3 separate regions of the Homo sapiens genome follow, and all the other regions are linked to region 3. Evidence: read pairs that join two places in POLR2A ChIA-PET (ENCODE). Cell type or tissue: A673. All regions are shown on one strand. Region 1 overlaps TTC3 (tetratricopeptide repeat domain 3). Region 2 has its middle 110 kb from the start of CLDN14. Region 3 overlaps CLDN14-AS1 (CLDN14 antisense RNA 1).

Evidence for each region. Peaks named below come from ENCODE experiments on the same cell type or tissue, not always from the same donor. Only the 100,000 strongest peaks of a DNase experiment are listed, where the experiment ranks them.
Region 1: POLR2A ChIA-PET joins it to region 3 with 29 read pairs; 1 of 35 experiments calls an interaction of 5 or more read pairs at or near these places.
Region 2: POLR2A ChIA-PET joins it to region 3 with 5 read pairs; 2 of 35 experiments call an interaction of 5 or more read pairs at or near these places.

The regions. Positions count from the first base shown.
Region 1 is chr21:37,162,434-37,170,433 of GRCh38, forward strand. It overlaps TTC3 (tetratricopeptide repeat domain 3), which reads left to right. Exons shown (of 46, transcript NM_001330683.2): 32 at 1,618-1,782; 33 at 3,117-4,182; 34 at 5,122-5,187. Among named protein-coding and RNA genes, the nearest start is that of TTC3-AS1, 27 kb to the right of the region's middle. In A673, a CTCF peak has its summit at 4,438 (motif pointing right); a DNase peak (open chromatin) is centred at 2,488; H3K27ac peaks cover 2,558 bases.
Region 2 is chr21:36,582,741-36,590,740 of GRCh38, forward strand. No RefSeq gene overlaps it. Among named protein-coding and RNA genes, the nearest start is that of CLDN14, 110 kb to the left of the region's middle. RefSeq lists a silencer at 6,716-6,775 and an enhancer at 6,906-6,955. In A673, CTCF peaks have their summits at 2,455 (motif pointing right), 6,831 (motif pointing left) and 7,034; DNase peaks (open chromatin) are centred at 3,021 and 6,791; H3K27ac peaks cover 515 bases.
Region 3 is chr21:36,485,001-36,493,000 of GRCh38, forward strand. All of the region lies in intron 2 of CLDN14-AS1 (CLDN14 antisense RNA 1), which reads left to right. It also overlaps a transcript of CLDN14 not described here and the pseudogene PSMD4P1. Among named protein-coding and RNA genes, the nearest start is that of CLDN14, 8.9 kb to the left of the region's middle. In A673, no CTCF peak of the experiment used is centred here; DNase peaks (open chromatin) are centred at 3,121 and 6,351; H3K27ac peaks cover 7,087 bases.

The sequences.
Region 1 (8,000 bases), 680 kb after region 3:
AGAGGAAGCTGTTTTGGGAGCTGTATATGATGTTATGTTTTCACCTTATATATTAGTGATTTTCAATGCCATCTGGTTGTCAAAACTGAGTTTTCAATAAACAAATATTTAAGAAATAAAACTAGTGAGTAGCAGTAACCTTTTTATATCATACTCCTTTATGAACCAAAAATGTACAACATGGTTTTTTTTTTCTCATTTCTTAAAGGAGCTATCAGAGCAGTTAAAAATTACGTGGTCATTTCATGGATTCTTTAAGTAGGGTAATTGTTTTAAGTTAAAATAATAGCCTGTCTTAGTCAGTTTGGGCTGCTATAACAATATACCATAAACTGGGAGGCTTACACACAGAAATTTATTTCTCACAGTTCTGGAGGCTGGGAAGTCCCAAGATCAAGGTACTGGCAGATTCAGTGTTTGGTGAGGGCCTGCTTTCTGGTTCATAGATGGTGCCTTTTTGCTGTGTTTTCTCATGGTGGAAGGGACAAGGCAACTCTCTGGGGCCTCTTTTATAAGGGCAATAAGTCCATTCATGGGGGTAGAGCCTAATTACCTCCCAAAGAATCCACATCCTAACACCATCACATTGGTGATTAGGTTTCAACATATGAGTTTTGCAGAAACACAAACATTCAGACCATAGCATAGCCTTTACTGAGATTAATTCTTATGTATCAGACATTGTTTTGGGGGTTTACATACATAAACTCTTTCAATCCACTTATCCTGCCTAGGAGGTAAGTGCTATTATATTCTGTCCAATGTACAGATAAGGAAACTCTGAGGCACAGTGCAGAGCGACTTGCCCAAGAACACAAAGCTTATAAATAGCAGAGCTGGGATTTAAGTCATGCAGCCTGGTTTTAGAGTCCACACTCAAACTACTACATCTTTTTAGAGTGCTAACATCTTACATTTAAAAAAAACTTTTGTTTAGATGGAGTTTCGCTCTTGTTGCCCAGGCTGGAGCGCAATGGCGTGATCTCAGCTCACTGCAACCTCCACTTCTTGGGTTCAAGCAATTCTCCTGCCTCAGCCTCCTGAGTAGCTGGGATTACAGCCATGCGCCATGACGCCTGGCTAATTTTGTATTTTTATTAGGGACGGGGTTTTTCCATGTTGATCAGGCTGATCTCGAACTCCTGACCTCAAGTGATCTGCCTGCCTTGGCCTCCCAAAGTGCTGGGATTACAGGCGTGAGCCACCACACCTGGCTTAAAAAAAACCTTTTATTAATACCATTTACCAGTCTCAGTCTCACTTTAAGTTAATTTATAGCAGTTATAATACAATCTTCATTTGTCTTTCAGTCATTTAACAAGTTATAATTAATGCAACTTTTTTTAAAAATATGGAGTTTTAAGAATTTTGCTCTTTGGAGCAAGACTAAATAATTGAAAGTGCTTACTTAGATTGTCAGATATGATATTTCTCGCCTATAACTGTGGAAGGGTAACTTTTCTACACTAAGTTCCCTGGTGCTATTTTTTTGCAACATAGAGCTGAGTAATATATTGCCATTATTGTGTTTATTTCAATTAGACATTCTTCTGGTTAAATAATAAACCAAAGGTCTATCATCCACAAAATTGGGTGTTTTTTGTTGTTATTTACCAGCAATCGAAATTCAGATTCTGCAGGCCCATTTGCAGTGCCTGACCATCTTCGGCAAGATGTAGAAGAATTCGAAGCTCTCTATGACCAACACAGTAACGAATATGTTGTCCGCAATAAGAAGCTATGGGACATGAACCCAAAACAAAAATGTTCAACTCTATATGAGTAAGTGGGTTGAAATTTTTACAACCATTATTTTATACTAAGGCTGCCAATTAAAGATCAGAAGTTGTTTAATTTGTGCCTGTTTTTAGAGATTTTGCCACATTTTACACAAAGTTAATTTAGGATTTTTTTTTTTTTTTTGAGACAGAGTCTTGCTGTGTCACACAGGCTGGAGTGCAGTGGTGCAATCTCTGCTCACTACAACCTCTGCCTCCCAGGTTCAGGTGATTGTCATGCGTCAGCCTCCCGAGTAGCTGGGATTACAGGCTTGCACCACCATGCCTGGCTAATTTTTGTATTTTTAGTAGAGAAGGGTTTCACCATGTTGGCCAGGCAGGTCTCCAACTCCTGGCCTCAAGTGATCTGCCTGCCTCAGCCTTCCAAAATGGTGAGATTACAGGCATGAGCCACCTCGCCCCGCCCTGAGGATTTTTAATTATTAAATTTAGAGTCCTAATGATTATTGATTTTGTCAGTTTGAGCTACTAAGTCGATACTGAGTGGGGTGGATAAAACAAGTAAAAAATTCAGGAAAATCTCAGATAGCTTACCATTTTGAGCTTTGTGTTATTAGATAGTGCATGAGGCCTTCCTTTTAAGAAAATAAATCAAGGGCTGAGGTCTGTAATAGAGTATTAATTTAAAAGCCAACTCTTCTCCTGGAAGTCCTGTCAGTAGCATATCCACCATATGGCCCTTTCTTCTGTTTTCCTGTATTGCATCATTCCTATTTAGTTCTGTGCTCTTAGATCCTTCTTCATGGTTTTTCTTTAGAGTTGAAATGCTGAGCAAATCATATTTCCAGAGAACTCTTGGGTGACAGTGTGGAAACAACTGTAAAATTATACTATTATTTCTTAAAGTATGCTAGAATTTGCTTCAGGCATCCAAAAGTAAAGCTAAAGTATGTAGTTTTCAGTATTTACTGTACGCAAATTCAAATAGGATTTGTTTTTGAGATTTGATTTTCTCTTTTTATTTAAAATTCTTATTGGCATTATTATCTTTCCTGAATAAATTTTTTGTTGTTGTTTTTAGAATAAATTATGTAATTACATAGTTGAAAGTTATGAAATAACTTTTTGATTTCCTTTTGCTTTCCCCTGCTCCCAGAAAAGTTTTAAATGATCATTTTCTAGGAGGTAGACAAAATTTTCTTTATAGTATCATTGATTGCAGTTAACCTTATGTTTGTTATATTTGTTGTTGAGGAAAGGTTGAGATCAGTGAAAAGTGAAACAGTGTTTTCCTTTGGGAGAATAAAAGTTTTTTTCAAATAGACATATTCAAGTACTTCCTTATAGTAACTCATGTAAATGTAAATTTTTTCCAAGTTACTTCTCTCAGTTTTTGGAGGAACATGGTCCCTTGGACATGAGTAACAAGATGTTCTCTGCAGAATATGAGTTTTTCCCAGAAGAAACTCGACAGATACTAGAAAAAGCAGGAGGTTTAAAACCTTTTCTCTTGGGATGCCCTCGTTTTGTTGTGATTGACAACTGTATTGCACTGAAGAAGGTTGCATCACGGCTCAAGAAAAAAAGGAAGAAGAAAAACATTAAAACAAAAGTAGAAGAAATTTCAAAAGCAGGGGAGTATGTACGAGTTAAACTACAACTGAATCCAGCTGCTAGGGAATTTAAACCAGATGTAAAGTCTAAACCAGTGTCAGATTCATCTTCAGCACCAGCTTTTGAAAATGTGAAACCCAAACCTGTGTCTGCAAATTCTCCCAAGCCAGCTTGTGAAGATGTGAAGGCCAAACCAGTATCCGACAATTCTTCTAGACAAGTTTCTGAGGATGGGCAACCCAAAGGGGTCTCTTCTAATTCTCCTAAACCAGGCTCTGAGGATGCAAATTACAAGCGAGTCTCCTGTAATTCCCCCAAACCGGTTCTTGAGGATGTGAAACCAACTTATTGGGCTCAATCCCATTTGGTCACAGGATACTGTACGTATCTTCCTTTCCAGAGATTTGATATCACCCAGACACCGCCAGCATACATAAACGTGTTACCAGGTTTGCCCCAGTACACCAGCATATATACACCCTTGGCCAGCCTTTCTCCTGAATATCAGCTACCAAGATCAGTACCAGTGGTGCCGTCTTTTGTAGCCAATGACAGAGCAGATAAAAATGCTGCTGCCTATTTTGAGGGTCATCATTTGAATGCTGAGAATGTTGCTGGTCACCAGATTGCCTCTGAAACACAGATCCTTGAGGGCTCTTTGGGAATATCTGTAAAGTCACACTGCAGCACAGGTGATGCTCATACAGTCCTGAGTGAGTCTAACAGAAATGATGAGCACTGTGGAAATTCTAACAACAAATGTGAAGTAATTCCAGAAAGCACCAGTGCAGTAACAAACATTCCACACGTGCAGATGGTTGCCATACAGGTAAGAGTTAAATAGAAAAGTCTTCTTAATACTGAAGTTAAATTTTCCTTTTCATTTTTCATTGCCGTTATATTTGCAAGAATCCTTAAAGTTGATTGACTTTATAATGATTACTGAAGCTTTTGCCTGAAAATACTTTTAAAATATGAACTCTTTTGTGAGGCATGACAGGTAATCTTCTCAGAAAGAAGCTTGGGTCCAATAAACAATACCCATCTTTGCTACTGAAATTCTACACAGATTGAGAAATAAGACAGCAGGTGGAGCCAAAACGTCATCCTAAGAATTAATAAAGGTGCTGGAGGAGAAGGTGGCTGTTTGTAGGAAAGTTCAAGTGCTAGCTGGAAGTGTAGCCTGCATCACAGTGCCTTACCTGCCAGTTACAGGAGGGCCCACCTGGAGGCCTTCCAGCGTGGGGTGCCTGCCCCATAGGACTTAGCGCATGAAGGAGGAAGGGAAAATGTGCTGGCAGCTCCTCAGAAAGAGAAGGAAAAAGGAAGACTCTGACCTACACAGGCCCAGCTTCTCCTGTCAAACCAGGGGAGGAATGAGAATGTTAAAAAGAGACAGCCAGGTAGAAACAAGAGGGATGTGTATGAGTTCTTTCCTAACAAGGAAGAGATGAAATCAAGATTCTCCTATGGTTGCCTTTATAGGGTATGAATTCATTAAATCCTTATTGAATTGCCCCACTCATTATGTTTTCTAGGAAGCTTTGAAAAAAATAGGTTAAGAGCAATGGATCATAATCATTTCCAGATATGCTAATTCTAAATAACTTTCCTAATATACATGTTTACGGAAAGCATGGAACATGATCTAAATGGGAAAAAAAACTTGAAAAAATTGTGGGTGTGTTTTAAAGTGTTACTACTTGATGGGCTTATTTTACTAGAGCGATTGAGATAAAGTGAATTTTATTTTTTGTTTTGCCCACAGGTATCTTGGAACATAATACACCAAGAAGTCAATACTGAGCCATATAATCCTTTTGAGGAACGACAAGTGAGTCAAAATTACATTAAACTGTTTAAAGGTTTAGTTTTCATTAATTTATCTAGATGGAATGATGAACTAGAACTATTTTGGAGTCAGCTTATTCCACACAAAGTTATCATGGAATAAGCTTGAGAACATAACAAAAAAATGATTTTGTTTTTATTGTTGAAATTTGAGAAGGGAAGGAAAAGGTAATTTTTTTCCAGCATACTTATTTCAAATTATAACAGCGTTATTGTTTTATTTTATTATTTTTAAAATTTTATTTATTTTTATTTTAATTATTTTTGAGACACGGTCTCACTGTCATCCAGGCTGGCCAGCTTTATTGTTTTAACTGGTATAATGAGCATATAATAATTTATAAGTAAGCTTATTCATGCGAATAATACAGAAAGATAAAGACCTTCTCTACTATAATAATGATTCAATTAGAAAACCTACTAATATAATTTAGTTCGTTAATATGCATCATAAGAGAAAAGTTGTCTTATCAACTCAAAGTTGCTGTAAAGGTATTGGATAAAATTCAGGTCACTGTCTTGACCAAAACTAGTAAGAAAATGGGAATTGATGAATATTTCTCAACATGCTAATATTTTAAGCCAAAAGCCATCATCTTGCTTAATGGTAAAACATCACCATTAATATTTATTGTTATCCTGGGTATATTAACTGAGAAAGCAGATATGAGAAAGAAAGAAGATAGAAAAGAGGAGATGTGAGTATCATTATTTACAGAGGCTAGGGCTGTGTACCAGGAAAATCCAAAATGATCAACTGAAAACCTACACTAACCTATATAAACCTATACTTGTATATAAAAATATATATAAACAATTACCTGTTAGAAAGTATGTTGAAAGAAAATATTTTCAATACCAAAAAAGAGATAAAATACTTAAATGTATATAAAGAAAAATTTTTAAATGCTATGGAGAGACACATAGAAGCCTTAAATGAAAAGATATTTCATGTACTTGGATAAGAACACATATTATGATAATGAGATTGGTTCTCCCTAAAGCTTTTTAAAATTTAACACAATCCCAGTATATACATGAACAGGGCAAATTAGTTATGTATATTGCTGTATATATAACAAACAACCTCAAAAGCTAGTGGCTTAAAACAGTAAAATATTTCACAATTGTGAAATCTCACAATTTCGCTAAGTCAGGCATTCAGGAGCAGTTTAGTTGGATGCTTCTGGAGATTCTCATGTAGCTAGCCAAGATGTTGACCAGGGCTTGGTCATCTGCGGGAGTAACTGGGCCCAGAGGTTCTACTTCCAAGATAGCTCACTCACATGGCTGGCAAGCGGATGTTGGCAGTTGTCAGGAAGCTTCAGTTCCTTGCCTTGTGGACCTCCACCTAGCCCTGCTTGACCTCATGGGGCTGGCTTTTCCCAGAGTGTGTGATACCAGGCAGAAGCGGCAGTGCTTTAGGAAGTCACAAATTATCACTTCTGCGCATTCTCTTGGTCACATAGATCAATCCACCAACCCTGATACATGGTAGGAGAGGTCTATACAAGGCTGTGACTAACAAGAGGCCTGGTTACTGCACAGGATTAATTTGAAACTAGACAAATTGATTTTAAACTTCATATGTAAAAATGAACATCAAGAATGGGTATGGAAGAGAAACTAAGAAAAGGAGTTGTGCAACTAAATATCAAAACACAATATAAATCTATCTATATTACCACATACATAGACCATTAATATGAGAGTGCCTGGCCAACATGTTGAAACCCCGTCTCTACTAAAAATACAAAAATTAGCCAGGTGTGGTAGCTTACCTGTAATCCCAGCTACTTGGGAGGCTGAGGTAGGAGAATTGCTTGAACCTGGGAGGCGGAGGTTGCAGTGAGCCAAGATCACGCCAGTGTACTCCAGCCTGGGCGACAGAGTGAGACTCCATCTCAGTCAGTCAATCAAGATGGTAGATTGGCTGGGTGTGGTGGCTCATGCCTGTAATCCCAGCACTTTGGGAGGCTGAGGTGGGTGGATCACGAGGTTAGGAGTTTGAGACCAGCTGGCCAACATAGTAAACCCCATCTCTACTAAAATTAAAAAAAATTAGCTGGCCGTGGTGGTGGACACCTGTAACCCCAGCTACTTGGGAGGCTGAGGCAGGAGAATCGCTTGAACCCAGGAGGCACAGGTTGCAGTGAGCCAAGATTGCGCCACTGCACTCTAGCCCGGGCGACAGTGCGAGACTCTGTCTCAAAAAAAAAAAAACAAAAAACAAAACCGAAGATGGCAAATTATCAGTGAGCAAAAACTGGATTATTAAATACATAGGAGAAATGGATTGCCATCTAGAAAAAATCAATCTTGGTCCCTACCTCATTCCTTATACCAAAATAAGTTCCAGGCAGATTAAAGATTTTAGCATAAAAAATGGACCTATAAAAGTATCCAGGAAAAAAACGGGAAAAATTTTTTGTAAGATCAGTAAACAGCATGGGAAAAAAGAATGTTTATATTCATATACACATGCATGTAATGTGTATATCCTATATGCATAGCATATGTATGACAACAAATACATACACATACACATATCAAAACACAGGAGAGAAACAAGGAAAATTATGTGCAGTGTGAAACAGATAGAGAACTAATTTCCTTAACAACAAAGTTTCTATAAATCAGTAAGGAAAAGATCAACAATCTGTCACAAAGATGAGAATGGATGTGAATAGACAATTCACAATGAAAGAAATACAGATGATTTTTAAACATATAAACAGATGCCCACCCCACTTGAAATAGGAAAAGCAATCATTCACATTTTGAAAGATAGTGAAA
Region 2 (8,000 bases), 98 kb after region 3:
CATTTTTCCTTCCTGCTAAAGACTAAGCTTGGGAAGAGAGTGGAGGGGAGGGGTGCTGGACTTGAGTGTGGAGACAGAGTGGCTTCCTGGGCCCCGAATAACCTTTGGGGGCCTGCCTGATGACCCTCCACAGCAACCATGTGGATTCTGGTACTTTCACTGCAAAATGAAGGATGCAGGTGATGGGCTGGGAGGGCTGCAAGTGTCCAGGAGGCTCAGAGCCTCAGTAGAGATGGAACCATAAGATATCCCACCTCTGCCATCACCCACACAATCCAGCAACATCCCCAGTGCCACCTGGATTTTGCCCATTCCTCCATCATCTCTCCTCCCAAAGAAAATCTCCCTCTTCCTTCCTCAAGGGGTCCACATGGGTGGCCAACTGCTGGACCATTCTGAAGTCTCTAGGAAATAAGCCTTTCCTGCCTCTTCCAGCTCCTGGTGTTTGTTGGGAATCCTTGCTGTTCCTTGGCTCATGGCAACATAATTCTAATCTCTGCCTTCATCATCACACGGTATCCTCCATGTCTGTGTCTCCATGTCCAAATTTTCCTCTTGTTATAAGGATACAGTCATACTGGATTTAGGGCCCCCTCTAACCCAGTATGACATTATCTTAACCTGACTACATCCATAAAGAAATACCCTATTTCCAAATGAAGTCACATTCTGAGGTCCCAGGTGGGCATGAATTTTGAGGTGGGGGGGATGCAATTCACACAAGCGTCATCACTTAAGGGTAATGAAGGCCAGAACTTTTGACTTTCTTGGTATAACCAACTTTAATTACAATATCCTGAGTTTTTTCCCCCCAAAGTCACTCTGAAATGACCATCTACCCTTTTCCATTCCATAAACTTAGTCTAATACAGACAGAGCTCAGCTTTCAAATAGAGGAGTTTTCCTGAGCTGCTGCAGGTAAGGGCGCCTGTTTGCAGTGTCTGTTGGCCAGGCCAGGTTGGGGGTGCCCATGGGAAGAAGGAAACCCACAGGATCCCATCCAGGGGAGGGAGCTCATTAGCATAACCCCTGGCTTGCTCTGCCCATCATGCACGTCTAGCATCCTGATTGGTAGGTTTGAAAGGAGACCTGGGTCATGGGCAGTAAGAGGTCCTGCATCTCGATTTACTCTCAGGAGTGACTGGCACTTCCAGGGCTGGGCTCCTCCAAGGATGGGCTCATCCCTGTGGGGTGGAGTAGGGGTCTGTCCAGTTCCGCCACACCCACCCCACCCACCCCCCACGCCCACCCCACCCACCCCCCACGCCCACCCCACCCACCCCCCACGCCAAAATTGGACTTCTGTATTAGGGAGCTTATTTGCCCAAAGATATAAGCCACATTCTCCAACCTAGACTGTCAGTTATAAACGTAGTCTTTGGGCTGGAATAAAGGCAGTCTTTGGGCCAGGCACAGTGGTTCACATCTGTAATCCCAGCACTTTGGGAGGCCAAGGCGGATGGATCTCCTGAGGTCAGGAGTTCAAGACCAGCCTGGCCAACATGGTGAAATCCCGTTTCTACTAAAAATACAAAAATTAGCCAGGTATGGTGGTGGGCACTTGTAATCCCAGCTACTCAGGAGGCTGAGGCAGGAGAATTGCTTGAATTCGGGAGGCGGAGGTTGCAGTGAGCCAGGATCACACCACTGCACTCCAGCCTGGGCGACAGAGCCAGACTCCATCTCAAAAACAACAACAACAACAAAAACGGTCTTTGCGACTCCATTGGCCTCATGCCTTTTTTCACCTTTCATTTGGTTCAGAATTTGGGCAGGAAGAGTGTGCCATTTACCAGACACCCCCAATACCTTGGCAACACACAGGGCTCACTTTGAACACCAATTAACTTCTCAACAGTTCACACACAATCCATGCATGGGAGCCTTATTCCCTTAATACGCCAAAAAATATACCTGAAGCTAAAAATATACCAACCCAAGGCAAGCTTGAACTTTCCATAAAAGGCCATTAAGAGAATTGATTTCATCTCCGGGATTATTGCCCTGTGACAGCTGGTATGCATTCCAAATACAGCAACAAAAGAGAAGGCCACGCTGTAGAAAGGAGTTTAAGTGGAAACCTTCCATACACCAAAATCTCAAAGGAGAGGAAGTTGCTTGCCACCCCCTTGGTTACAGTTCATAGTCATAAAGGCTGTTTCTATAGAATAGACTTCCACGATTATCTATTTGCAAAAATGTACAAACACAGCCAGCATACTCTGTGCCTGTAGAAAGACCTGGATCAATACAAGTAACAGAAGAATGAAGAAAAGAGGAAAAAAAGATTTTATCAAGGCTGTTTACTTTAAGGGTACCTTAAAGACCTGCACAAACACACCTGCTACTTCAGTGCCAGGAAGAACAGAGCAAACATGGCTCTCCTTTAAAAGAAACTGGAGAAAGAGACTTTGCAGCCACAAAACCAGTCACACCAGGAGGCGCTAGCATCTCAGCAAGTGAAAGCATAGAAGCCTCATCTTCAGATCAAAGTTATTTAAAAGGAGCCCAGGATCACACTTCTGAATTAAGCCTACATCACATCGGGGACAGTAACATGTTGAGGAATGTTTAACCACAAACTGGATCACCAGAAGGGAAAAATCTCCTGATTCCTAGCATCTGCCCATTTCTGTGGTGTAAATACTCCCACAGTAGCTGATTTCAAGCTGCCAGCATTGGCAGAGATGTGAAACACCACACCATTGTATAGTATTTCCACCCTCCAGATACAATAGGTGCAAACAACTTCTAGAGCATAGGTACCAGTAAAATGTACTAACACAATCAGGAAGTAAAAAATGCTAAAACAATTAGGAAGTTGAATGTATTAAAACAACTAGGAAGTGATGAGTTTTGAGTATTTATTACTTTTGTGGTAATATAATTTATTTAATTGTAAGCTTATGATTTTAAATTTTTAAATAGTGACTCTTTTAGCTACCAGCTCACAAAATTCCGGCAAATTTTACAATTGGCTCAAGCTGGGGCAAGTCTCCTTCAACCTACCATGGTCTGGGGAGCGTTTTCAAAGTAACAAAGATCTTCCTTTCCCTACCTCAATTGCGGGAGGCCCATTGGGACAAAATGCCCCAGAGGCGACCACATGTGCATATTTTCTTTTCCTTCCTTCCTTCCTTCCTTCCTTCCTTCCTTCCTTCCTTCCTTCCTTCCTTCCTCCCTCCCTCTCTCTTTCTCTCTCTTTCTTTTTCTTTTTTTTCTCGCAGTTTCGCTCTTGTTGCCCAGGCTGGAGTGCAGTGGTGTGATCTTGGCTCACTGCAACCTCCACCTCCTGGGTTCAATCGTTTCTCCTGCCTTAGCCTCTCGAGTAGCTGGGATGACAGGTGCGCCACCATGTCCCGCTAATTTTTTGTATTTTTAGTAGAGACAGGGTTTCACCATGTTGGCCAGGCTGGTCTCGAACTCCTGATCTCAGGTGATCCACCTGCCTCGGCTTCCCAAAGTGCTGGGATTACAGGCGTGAGCCACCATGCCTGGCCATCATGCATATTTTCAAAAGCTCTCCAGTGCAATTCTAATGGACTCCCTGGGTGAGAACCACTGCTGTGTCCCACCCTTCCATGTTACAGAAAGGGAAGCTGAAGTTCAAAAGTTTAAATGTTCTCTCTGTTGGTTAACAGATGACCGAGCTGGAGAATGACTATTAGTTGGGTTCTTTCTCTTCCCCTAGACCTTCCCCCCAACAATTATGTGCAACTTTGGATCTCTTCTGGAAATACTGCACCTTATAAGCACCTTATTTGAAATATTGCAACTATATTAGCAGTATAGGCCATATACCAAAGCCTCATTACTTTAAAAGGAAAAAAAAAAGAGAGATGGGGGGGCAGTCCTACTGTGTTGCTCAGGCTGGTCTTGAACTCCTGGCCTCCGGCGATCCTCCTGCCTCAGCCTCCCGAATAACTGGGACATAGGTGCATTGCATTCAGCTTACTTTTGCATTACCTTAACAATAACCAAAATAAAGTTTACCATAATATCATTTATTTTTAAAAAGGGTTTAACAAGGAAATTCATAGGTAAGCCAAACTAGAAAGGAGACATCAACGTCCTCAAGAAACTTTAGAGACCAGCTTTCTCTCTGTTTGTATATAAACCATGTATATATTAATAACAAACCATTCTGATCTATATACTAAGAGAGGGTCAACTGAACTGGCAATGTTTAGTTAGTGGTTATTTTAACTTATTCTTAATTAAAAATAAAGTTATTCTAGCCAGTTGCAGTGGCATGTTCCTGTAGTCCCAGCTACTCAGGAGGCTGAGGCAGGAGGATTGCTTAAGCCCAGGATTTTGAGTCCAGCCTGGATAACATAGTGAGAGCTTGTTTCCATTTTTCAGAAAAGTTGTTCTAGGTAGCAAGATTATGGTGATTTACTCTTCCATATTTCTTCTAAATCTTCTTCAACAAGCTTAATGCTGTAGTCCTGTCCCATATATTTTTAATGCTTTTATAATCAGAAAAATTGACTTTTTTTTTAACCCAAGTCAATTGCATCTCTTTCCGCACCCAGACTTTTCATGAATTTGGTTTGGCTTCTCTTTTAAATTTTCCCAAGACAGCAAGGAAAAGTGATCCAGCTAAGCTTTCCTTTTAGGACTTTTTACTGACTCTCCCCAGCGATTTGAAGATAACCTCCTCCTGAGCTCTCCACCCCACTCTGAAGCTGCGAGGTCCCCACCGAACAGAACACGGTCTCCTGAGTGTCCCACCCTGCTCTTAGCGGGAGAACTCAGCTTTCGGCTCCCATAGGCATGGAAACAGTTACCAAACACTGGTTCCTAGGCCAGTGTCTCTCCTACTGCTAGTTGAAAGAATATTCCATGACTCATTGTGGACTCATCTCCCAAAGATATTAAATCTGAGTTTCAGTGAAAGCCAGTCCAGGTAAGCCCTGTACAAATAAGAACACGCCTGAGCTAAAACCAGGCTGGTGGATTCCAGCATCTTCTCTGGGCTCTTCCTGTGTCTCAGAGCGTGAGCTTGGGCTTCTACTCCGTGCCTGGGGGACCCATGCCCCCTGCCACCCCATGGCTGGAAGAGTACCCCTGTCTGGGAGAAATCAGCTATAAACGCAGAAGACAAGAGCCCTGAGGGAGGCAACCTTTCACCAGGTCCAGGGGCTTCTCCATTGGTCCTCACGGTCGGGCTCATTATCACAGCATCTTCTGATGATGTCTTTGCCTTGCTCCCATCCCTGTGGGTGGTGAAGGGCCGGGAAGGCAAGTGTGCAGGACTGTGGGTGCTGGGCTTATCTGGAGGCATCTGCTGAGGGGAGGCCAGCACATGTTTCTTAAGAACAAGGGCACGCGTCTTATCCCCTTCTCTTCCTGGTGGGCCGGGCTCCTTGGTGCAAAGCAGCTCTTTTTTTTTTTTTTTTTTTTTTTTTTTTGAGATGGAGTTTCGCTCTTGTCACCCAGGCTGGAGAGCAGTGGCGTGATCTCGGCTCACTGCAACCTCTGCCTCCTGGGTTCCAGTGATTCTCCCGTCTCAGTCTCCCAAGTAGCTGGGATTACAGGCATGTGCCACCACGCCCAACTAATTTTGTATTTTTAGTAGAGACGGGTTTCTCCATGTTGGTCAGGCTGGTCTCAAACTCCCGACCTCAGGTGATCTGCCCCCCTCGGCCTCCCAAAGTGCTGCGATTTAAAACAGGTTTATTGGCAGGGCGCAATGGCTCATGCCTGTAATCCCAGCACTTTGGGAGGCTGAGGCGGGTGAATCACCTGAGGTCAGGAGTTTGAGACCAGCCTGGCCAACATGGCGAAACCCCATCTCTACTAAAAATACAAAAATTAGCCAGGCGTGGTGGTGCATGCCTGTAATCCCAGTTACTCGGGAAGCTGAGGCAGGAGAATCGCCTGAACCCAGGAGGCAGAGGTTGCAGTGAGCCGAGATCAAGCCATTGCATTCCAGCCTGGGCAACAGAGCTAGACTCCTGTCTAAAAACAAAACAAAACGAAAAACCCAAAAATCATAAAACAGGTTTCTTTCCACGTTCCTGATAGTTTCTGGCTTCTGCAGCCACACAGACCTTCACCACTTTCTAAGCCTGCATTTGCTGACCATCCCCACATCCTAAACCAAGCCCTCTGACCTCAGTTGTTCCTGCGAGGATGCCTTGTCCGGAGATGGCAGAGGTTCCCGCCACTGCTTTTCCGTGCCTGCCCTCCCGCCACTGCTTTTCCCAGCACACCCTGCCACCCCAGTGTGGAGGCTCCACTGACCATCACGGGGAGAGTTCTATCGGCACCTGCCTCCTGCCCCTGTGAGATGCGTCTTGGGGGAGTCATGTGGCCTCTTGACACCTCAATTGCCTCACTGGCAAGCTAGGGATAATAATGTCACCTCCTGAATCAGCGTGGGCATTCAGGAGCTACTGAGTGTGTAAAACCCTGCAAAAGGCAGAGGCCACTCCCATGCCAGAAACAGTCTCCACGTCTCCTTCTACAGACCCCTCCTCCGAGTCCCCTTGGTCCCCAAGGACAGCACCAGCCATCCTGTCTCCATGGCCTTTGTGTTATCAGTAGGGCTGCCAGACGAAACACAAGACACCCAGTTAAATTTAAATTTCAGATAAACAACAAATAATATTGAGTATAAACATGTCCCGTGCAATATTTTCATTTGCTATATCTAGTGACCTGAATCTAATGAGAGGGCACGTTTCACAGGGCTGGACACCATGTGTGTTTCATCTGTGCTCCCCGACCCTCCCTCCTCCCTCCCCAGCCTGGCACACTGCCGGGCACATGGCCTCAGTATCCAATAGGCCGGCGGTTCTCAGCAGGGTCAGGACTGCCCCCTAGGGGCTATTTTGGAAATTCGAGGAAGCCTTTGTGATTGGCAGGATTACAGTGGGGGACTTCCTGGCCTTGAGGGGACAGGAGCCAGGGGTGCTCCAGGACCTGCCAGAATTGTCCTCTCTGTAGAGAGTTGTCCTTTACCCCACACACCATTCAGGTAAATGACAAACCCGCTTAGGACCGTCTGAGCCTGGAAACTCACTCCATAGGAACATAAAGTGGATTTTGTGCTGTATTTCCAGGAATGCAACTACTGTACTTTGTTTTAGTCTCATGACAAATTGCATCTGTGGTTTTGAGGCCTCGGTATATTACACCTGCATCAGCCCCTCTTTGTGGCTGTGGATTCCTTCAATTGCCTCTTTCTGATGGCTTCATTGTGTCTTCTAGTGTAGATAGAGTGAGTGCTCAAGCACATTAGGCATTGAATATATTTTACTTTATTACAACCCTCCACTTTCCTTGTATTTCCTTCATATTGCACTTAATATATTATGTGTACTTAATGCATGTCTCTCATTTCAGATTCTGTGTCGTGATAGGTATATGTAACAGGAATCTGCACTATCGTCTGTGGTTTTTGTTTCAGGATGGTAAAAAGGCTGTTATAAAAGATTTGTTATGAAAGGGGTCACCCCTAGAACAGTTCTGTGTCTTGATCATAGTGGCGGTTACATGAATTTTAACATGTGATAAAAAGACTTAGAACGATTGCATACACATTGTGCCAATGCCAAGTTTCTCATTTTGCTACTGGACCACTGTTACAGAAGATGGAGCCATCAGGGTAAACTGAGGAAAAGATACACAGGAGCTCTTTGATTATCTTGGCAGCTTCTCTTGCATCGAGCATGATTTCAATATTTAAAAAAAGATTTTTTTGGTGCTTATTTATTTATTTATGTGAGACAGAGTCTTGCTCTGTTGCCCAGGCTGGAGTGCAGACATGATCTCAGCTCACTGCAACCTCCGCCTCCCGGGTTCAAGCAATTCCCCTGCCTCAGCCTCCCAAGTAGCTGGGATTACAGGCCCCCGCCACCATGCCTGGCTAATTTTTGTATTTTTAGTAGAGACAAGGTTTTCCTATGTTGGCTAGGTTGGTCTCGAACTTCTGACCTCAAGTAGATCCACCTGCCTCGGCCTCCCAAAGTGCTGAGATTATAGGCTTGAGC
Region 3 (8,000 bases):
TGTACTGGGCTGATAAGGGCCAATTCTAATGGGCTCATCTTAACTTGATGACATCCACAAAGTCTCTGTTTCCAAATAAGGTCACATTCACAGGCACCAGAAGGTAGGGCTTCAATATGCATTTTGGGGGACAGACTTCACCCACTGACAGCCATATGTGTTCTTTACAGTTGCCACTATTTCTATGACTTGGAGTGAGACTGTGATTTTGTTTTTCTTTTTTTTTTGATGGCGTCTTAGTCTGTCACCTAGTCTGGAGTGCAGTGGCGTGATTTTTGGCTCACTGCACTCTTTGCCTCCCAGGTTCAAGCGATTCTCTTGCCTCAGCCTCCCAAGTAGCTGGGATTACAGGCATGCACCACCATGTCTGGCTAATTTTTGTATTTTTAGTAGAGACAGGGTTTCACCATGTTGGCCAGGCAGGTCTTGAACTCCTGATCTCAAGTGATCCACCCGCCTCAGCATCCCAAAGTGTTGATATTACAGGCGTGAGCCACTGTGCCTGGCCAAGGCTCTGATTTTCGTTAGGATCAGACGGATCACTTCTGTCACCAGCGATACCTGAGTACAGGTTAATCAATACAGCAAGATGTTGCACTAGTGATCGCAGCAGTCAAGTTCATTTCCAAATACAGAGCGAAAGCAAGGTGCCTTCCCAATCCTCTGCTCTGTCCTGTTTTCTGTCTCGGGACACCCTGTCATCCTCAGACAAGTGACAATGAAGAGACAGTAAAGGCAAACCAAGTCACTGTCCAAAAATTGCACCACCTACCTTGGAGAGCCTCTCATTTCCCATCAGATATGAATGAAAGATCAGATATAAACCTGATGGGAAATGAGAGGTTCCATTTCCTTTTTTTTTTTTTTATGTTGCCAAGCTTTATTTAGGCTGTAATGGTTACAGATAACACACATCTAACCCTATATTCTCTGCGTCCCATGCAGTCCCCTGAGCAGGCTCAGCTACCCTTTCCCTCCAGTCTCACTTCTTGTCTTCCTCCTTCTTGTCCTTCTTGCCATCCTTGGTGGCCTGGCAGGCCAGGGAGCCCACAGCGTTTCAAATGGCTTCATTGTTGGGATCCACACCTGGGAGGTTCTCCAGGACACTCTGAAGGAACTCAGGATCCTGCATCACGTCGTAATCATCCTCCTCCTTGGCTGGCTGGCAAGTGTCCATGGCTGAGCTGGCATCAATGTCTACTGATTCCGCCTGGCCAAACTCTGCTCCTGCAGGGACATCTTCATGACATAAGCAATCCCCTCTTCCTTAGGTCAGGAAGTCCGGTATGGCCAAACTCTTGTTGGCTAATGGTCATCTTCAGCAGGACCTCGTCTGAGCCTTCAGTCCCAGTTGTAGCAATCCTGGCCTCAGCAGCAGAGGCTGCAGCTGCTCGTCTGGGCTCCTCATCCTGCCGCTGCTGCTGCTCCTCCATAGAAACCCGAGGGCCAAGGCCAGCTGAGGATCAGCACTGGGATCTACTCCAAATTCAAAGTCACTGGCACCGAGACCCAGCATGGCACCCCCTTCCCCAGCCAAAATCGGAGAACTGATGAGAGCATCAGCCAAGCTGGGCCCAGGAGGCACTGCCACCAGATGAGAACCGCTTCCATCTTTGCCATTCAACGTGTTTACAAAGGCTGTCAGCTTTTCTCTGTTCACCTCCTCTTCCCCCAAATTTATCATGTCAACATTTACTTTCTCCTTCTTGAGGAATTTAGCCAGTTTCACCAGATCCTTCTCATTGCCTTTGGGCTTCCCACGAAGGCAATGATATGCGTCTTGTGATTCTTGCCCCGTCAGCGCTTCAGAGCCAGATGGGCCATGTGGATGCCAGTGTAGAAGGTGATCTTGCCCTTGGGTTGGACGGTGTGTAGCTTGGACAGGATGCGGCCGGTGTCTAGAGTGAGTGTGGTCAGCACTTCACAGTCATTAGCCAGTGTGATGAGGGCCATGTTGTTCTCAGGGTTGCTGTGGATTTTGTTTAATTTTTTTTTTTTTTTTGAGACTGAGTCTTGCTCTGTCACCTAGGCTGGTGTGCAATGGCGCAATCTCAGCTCACTGCAACCTCTGCCTCTCGGGTTCAAGGGATTCTCCTGTCTCAGCCTCCCAAGTAGCTGGAACTACAGGCGCCTGCCACCACACCCGGCTAATTTTTGTATTTTTAGTAGGGACGGGGTTTTACCATGTTGGTCAGGCTGGTCTTGAACTCCTGACCTCATGGTCTGCCTGCCTCGGCCTCTCAAAGTGCTGGGATTACAGGCGTGAACCACTGCGCCCGGCCTGTTGTGGGTTTTGAATGACATACTATGTTGACAGCGTCTTGCTGGGCCTGCAGCTGGGTGGGGAAGAAGTCCTCATTCTGCACATACTCACTGTTGTCCACACACACCATAGCGCTTTCCAACACCATCCTGCCACCCTCCTCCCTCCCATTTCTTGAAATAATCCTTCATGTATAACTTAGGTTAATAGTGCCTCATAGTCTACTTAGAAAGAATCAGATAGAATTTTCTTTAGTAAGGAAATTTCCAAATAGAGAATAGAAAAGTTAATTGATGGCAATGTATTTAATAGCGAGGATCAGTGAGGAAATGAATTAAAGAGGTTCCTTTTACACTTTTCTTCTCTGAAGCTAGGTACACCTTAGTTCATGTTGCAGCTTCTTTGGTGCTGTCAGATCATAGTTGGTATGAAATGGGAAGTTTCTGAAAGTCAGATGACACATTTGTGAAATGCAACCTCACTGTTATCTACCCGGCACCCATCATTTAGCTGACAACAATCTCAGCAACAGGCATTTCAATGTGGTCCTGCGTTTGCTAATTGCTGGTGTGTACTCAGGACACCGGAAGATTTAACCTTTTGGATGAGACAGATACCAGTAACTTCCCAGCTGAGCTTCCCAGGAATGAACTGATGAGAAGTGACATCCAAAAAACTGTCTCTTAAAATATAAAGAGATCAAAAGCATGAAGTAGAGACTCAAACAGGTGTGTGCACACTCACCTTCATAGCAGCATTATTTGCAATAGTCAAAAGGTGGCAGCAGGCCAGGCGTGCACTGAGAGACGAATGGATAAACAAAATATGCTGTAACCACACAATGCAACATCCAGCCAGAAAAAGGAAGTTCTGACACATGCTCCAACACGGCTGAACCTTGAGGATGTTATGTTAAGTGAAATATGCCCATTGCAAAAAGACAAATACTGTGATTCCCCTTCCTTCCTTCCTTCCTTCCTTCCTTCCTTCCTTCCTTCCTTCCTTCCTTCCCTCTCTCTTTCTTTTTGAGACAGAGTCTCACTCTGTTGCCAGGCTGGAGTGCAGTGGCGGGATCTCAGTTCACTGCAACCTCTGCCTCCTGGGTTCAAGCGATTCTCCTGCCTCAGCCTCCCGAGTAGCTGGGATTACAGGCACGTGCCGCCATGCCCAGCTAATTTTTGTATTTTTAGTAGAGACGGGGTTTCACCATGTTGGCCAGGATGATCTCAATCCCTTGATCTCGTGATCCACCCTCCTCGGCCTCCCAAAGTGCTGGGATTACAGGTGTGAGCCACCGCGCCCGGCCTGTGATTCCACTTTTATGAGATACCTAGTATAGTCAAATTAATAGAGACAGAAGGTAGAATTGCGGGTGCCAGGGGCTGAGGGCGGGGGGGTGGGGAGTTACAGTTTAATGGGTACAGACTTTCAGTCTGGGAGGAGGAGAAAGCTCCGGAGAGGGATGGTGGTGGATGGCTGCATGATATGCGTGTACTTAATGTCACAGAACTATGTACTTCAAATGGCTGAAATAGCACATTTTACGTTATGTGTGTTTTACTACAATAAAAAATACAGAAAGAGGCCGCGCACAGTGGCTCACGCCTCTAATCCCAGCACTTTGGGAGGCTGAGGTGGGCAGATCACCTGAGGTCAGGAGTTCAAGACTAGCCTGGCCAACACGGTGAATACAAAAATTAGCTGGGTGTGGTGGCATGCATCTGCGATCCCAGCTACTCAGGAGGCTGAGGCAGGAGAATCACTTGAACCTGAGAGGTGGAAGTTGCAATAAGTCGAGATCAAGCCACTGCACTCCAGCCTGGGCAACAGAGTGAGTGAGAGTCTGTCTCAAAGAAAAAAAAAAAAAAATATATATATATATATATATATATATGGAGAGAGAGAGAGAGAGAAAGAGAATGGGGGGCGGGAGAGAGAGAGAGAAAGAGAGAGAGAGAGAGAGAGAACATCCAAAACTGATATTAGCCATTCTGAATTGGACTGTCCCATCAAATGTGGTCTTGCAGCTGTCCACTTGTTTAGGAGTAAGGAGTTTTATTGGAATGAATGTTCTCAGATATTAATCAACACAGTACCTCCCTCCCTTCTCAGTTCCAGCTGATGCTGAGACACCAATGGCAAATCTTGATCCATGCCCACCCCAGGAGGATGAGCGACAGTCAGGATTTTGGGCCACAACACATGCAGCTTCCTGCAGTGTCCTCTTCTCCAGGGTGTGCTGTGGGAAGGCCTCACCAGCTTGGGCAGGGGCTCAGCTCTCACGGGACGAGGCAGCTGAGTAGCTGATGGCAGGGCCTGGTGGGGGGCCGGGGACGACGGCAGAGTCATCCACTGCCACTCTGGACAAAGGCCAAACCTGTCCTGGATGCCACCTAGTTGCTGCCCTCTTAACCTGACCCTCTGGCCTGCCTCAGACCTTATAATTTCCTAAGCACGTCTGCATAGACTGTTATTTAGTCTTGCCAATGACCGCGAGGGAGCTGTTATCACTGCCAGGCATCATGTCCAGTCCTCACGGCTGGCCATAAGAAGATCCGGGCCTCACCTGGGCCTCCCATCCAAGCCCCAAGTTCTTTCCTCCCCCAGTAGCCAGCCAGAGCCACCAACCCTCCCTCAAGCCATGAGAGGAAGCAGCTGTGATGAGCACTGAGCCCTCAACCAGGAGCCGTTGAATGAACAGGTGTGAATCTCAAACACAATTTTCTGCAAGGTCTTCTCCACTCCCAGGCCCAGCTGTATCTCTTACGGCTGAGGGATCAGGATGACTTTGCTGCGGCCTCGCTGGAAGCATCTCTCTAGATTGCCACGGACCAGGCAGTCTAGAGATGAGGAAGTCAGAGGCTCCACAGACACTCAGATATCATCAGATCCCCTCCCAAAGGGAGAAGAATGCTCTGTTTTATTTTATTCTATTTAACTTTGTTAATTTAATTTTTAGAGGCAGGATCTTGCCCTGTTGCCCAAGCTGGAGTGCAATGGCTCGACCGTGGGTCACCGCAGCCTTGAGCTCCTGGGCTTAAGAGATCCTCCTGCCTCAGCCTCCCAAAGAGCTGGGACTACAGGTGCGAACCACCATGTCTGCTAGTTCAATTTTTTTTTAATTTTTTTTTTTTTTTTTTTTTGTGACAGAGTCTCACTCTGTCACCCAGGCTGGACTGCAGTGGCGTGATCTTGGCTCACTGCAACCTCCACCTCCTGGGTTCAAGTGATTCTCCTGCCTCAGCCTCCCAAGTAGCTGAGATGACAGGTGTGCACCACCATTCCAGGCTAATTTTTGTATTTCTAGTAGAGATGGGGTTTAACCATGTTGGCCAGGCTGCTTTCAAACTCCTGACCTCAAGGGATCCACCTGCCTCGGCCTCCCAAAGTGCTGGGATTACAGGTGTAAGCCACCATGCCTGGCCAAAAAATTTCTTTACTTATAATTTTTTGTAGAGATGGGGTCTCTCTATGCTGCGGAGGCTGGTCTCGAACTCTTGGCCTTAAGAGATCCTCCCACCTGGGCCTTTCTCTGACTGTTCAGTTTGATACACGTGGAACCAGGTTTGCTTGCACCCTCCTCACCGCTTCTGCTTTCTGCTCCTCCCAAACACATGAACATATTCAGATATGCATCAACGTGCACATATGCCAACACGTGTGGGCACACACATGCAAGTGCACAGACACACACACACACACACACACACACACACACACACACACCCCTGGACACACACACATTGTTTTCTCAAAATGACTTTTGGCAGCAGCAAAGCCAAACCTTTCCAAAGGCCGAAGAAAGGCCTTCATTTGCATCACGTTAACTTGGGGGGCTGCATCTCCTCCCCTGTTTTTAGTACAAAACATGAGTCAACGGTTCAACCCTCACCCCAGCAAACTAATTAGGGTCAATGTGATTAAAGGGCTCAGCTCTGGTGCAGGAACTAGGATCCCCAGATATCCTGAAGAACTTCACTCACAGTCTCTTTCCTAAGGTTTGTGCCCTAAAACAAGGCACTGACTCACTGTGTTCAGCTCTTAATAACCTCAAGAACCTCCCTTCCCAGCTGGGCGCCTCTTCCATAAAGGGGTTACCAGAAAACAAGAAGCAACACACAAAGCTTTCAAAAGCGAAACGGCGAGGAATGTAGTGCGTGTCAGCGAGTCAACGAAAATAAGAAAGGGACCTGATGTCAAGCTTGACACGATCATTTTAATTTCCGCGTACTTTTTGGGTCTTTTCATGTTGGCTTCATGGAAATTTATGTTTGCTGAGAAGACTGTATTTGCTACAGGATCTCGCTGTGTTCATTTAGCCTGGTAATAAAAACCATCTGCCTGAAATCCTTTTTGGAACAAGGAGGGGTATAAGCAAATAAGCAAATGGTCATAAAAGATCTGGAGAAGGGTGGGGCTGTGTCAGGAAAGTGGGGAGCCTGGAGTACATGCCTCGGGAGTGGCGACTGTAGGAGGCCGGGGACTACTGAAGGTCATGTGTGAGGCTGTACAGCTTTCCCAGTAAATATGGTGCATGTTGGGAGGACAGGTGCATGTGGACAGGCCGCCTCTCTTCCCAAGCACCCGCTCTGGGCTGGGGTCTCACCACTGGAGTAAGAACAGTATCATGATGCATTAAGTGAGGAGTCCTTGACGTGGGTTGAATAGTGTCCCTGCAAAACTCACGTCCACCCAGAACCTCAGACTATGACCTTCTTTGGAAATAGAGTCTTTATGGGTGTGATTAAGTTAGTATGTGGCTGACTGCGGTGGCTCACGCCTGTAATCCCAGCACTTTGGGAGCTTGAGGTGGGAGGATTGCTTGAGGTTGGTAGTTCGAGACCAGCCTGGGCAACATGGCGAAACTCTGTCTCTAAAAAAAATGCAAGGGCCGGGCGCGGTGGCTCACGCCTGTAATCCCAGCACTTTGGAAGGCCGAGGCGGGTGGATCATGAGGTCAGGAGATCGAGACCATCCTGGCTAACAAGGTGAAACCCCGTCTCTACTAAAAATACAAAAAATTAGCCGGGCGCGGTGGCGGGCGCCTGTAGTCCCAGCTACTCGGGAGGCTGAGGCAGGAGAATGGCGTGAACCCGGGAAGCGGAGCTTGCAGTGAGCCGAGATTGCGCCACTGCAGTCCGCAGTCCGGCCTGGGCGACAGAGCGAGACTCCGTCCCAAAAAAAAAAAAAAAAAAAAAAAAAAAATGCAAAAATTAGCTGCAGGGCATGGTGGCGAGCACCTGTAATCCCAGCTACTTGGGAGGCTGAGGTGGGAGGATCTCTTGAGCCCGGGAGGTGGAGGTTGCAGTGAGCAGTGATTGTGCCACTGCACTGCAGCCTAGGTGACAGAGCAAGACCCTGTCTCAAACAAAACAAAACGAAAAAAAGGTAAAGATGAAGTTATACTGGCTTCCAATGGCTGCTGTCCTTACAAAAAAAGGATAGGCATGGAAGAAGGAAGACAGCCACGTGACGACAGAGGCAGAGGTGGGGATGATGCGACTACAAGCCAGGGAAGGCCAAGGAGACCTGGAGCCACCAGGACCTGGGACCAGCAAGGAAGGGGCCTCCCCTAGAGCCTTCAGAGGGTCGTGGCCCTGCAGGCACCTTGATTTTGGATTTCCAGCCTCTGGAGCTGTGAGAGAATGATGTTCTCTGTAGGAGGAAGCTCTCTGAGTCCCCCTCTCTGCCTGGGAGCTCTGAGCCACTGTGTCTTTGTGGGGAGAGACGAGTCAGA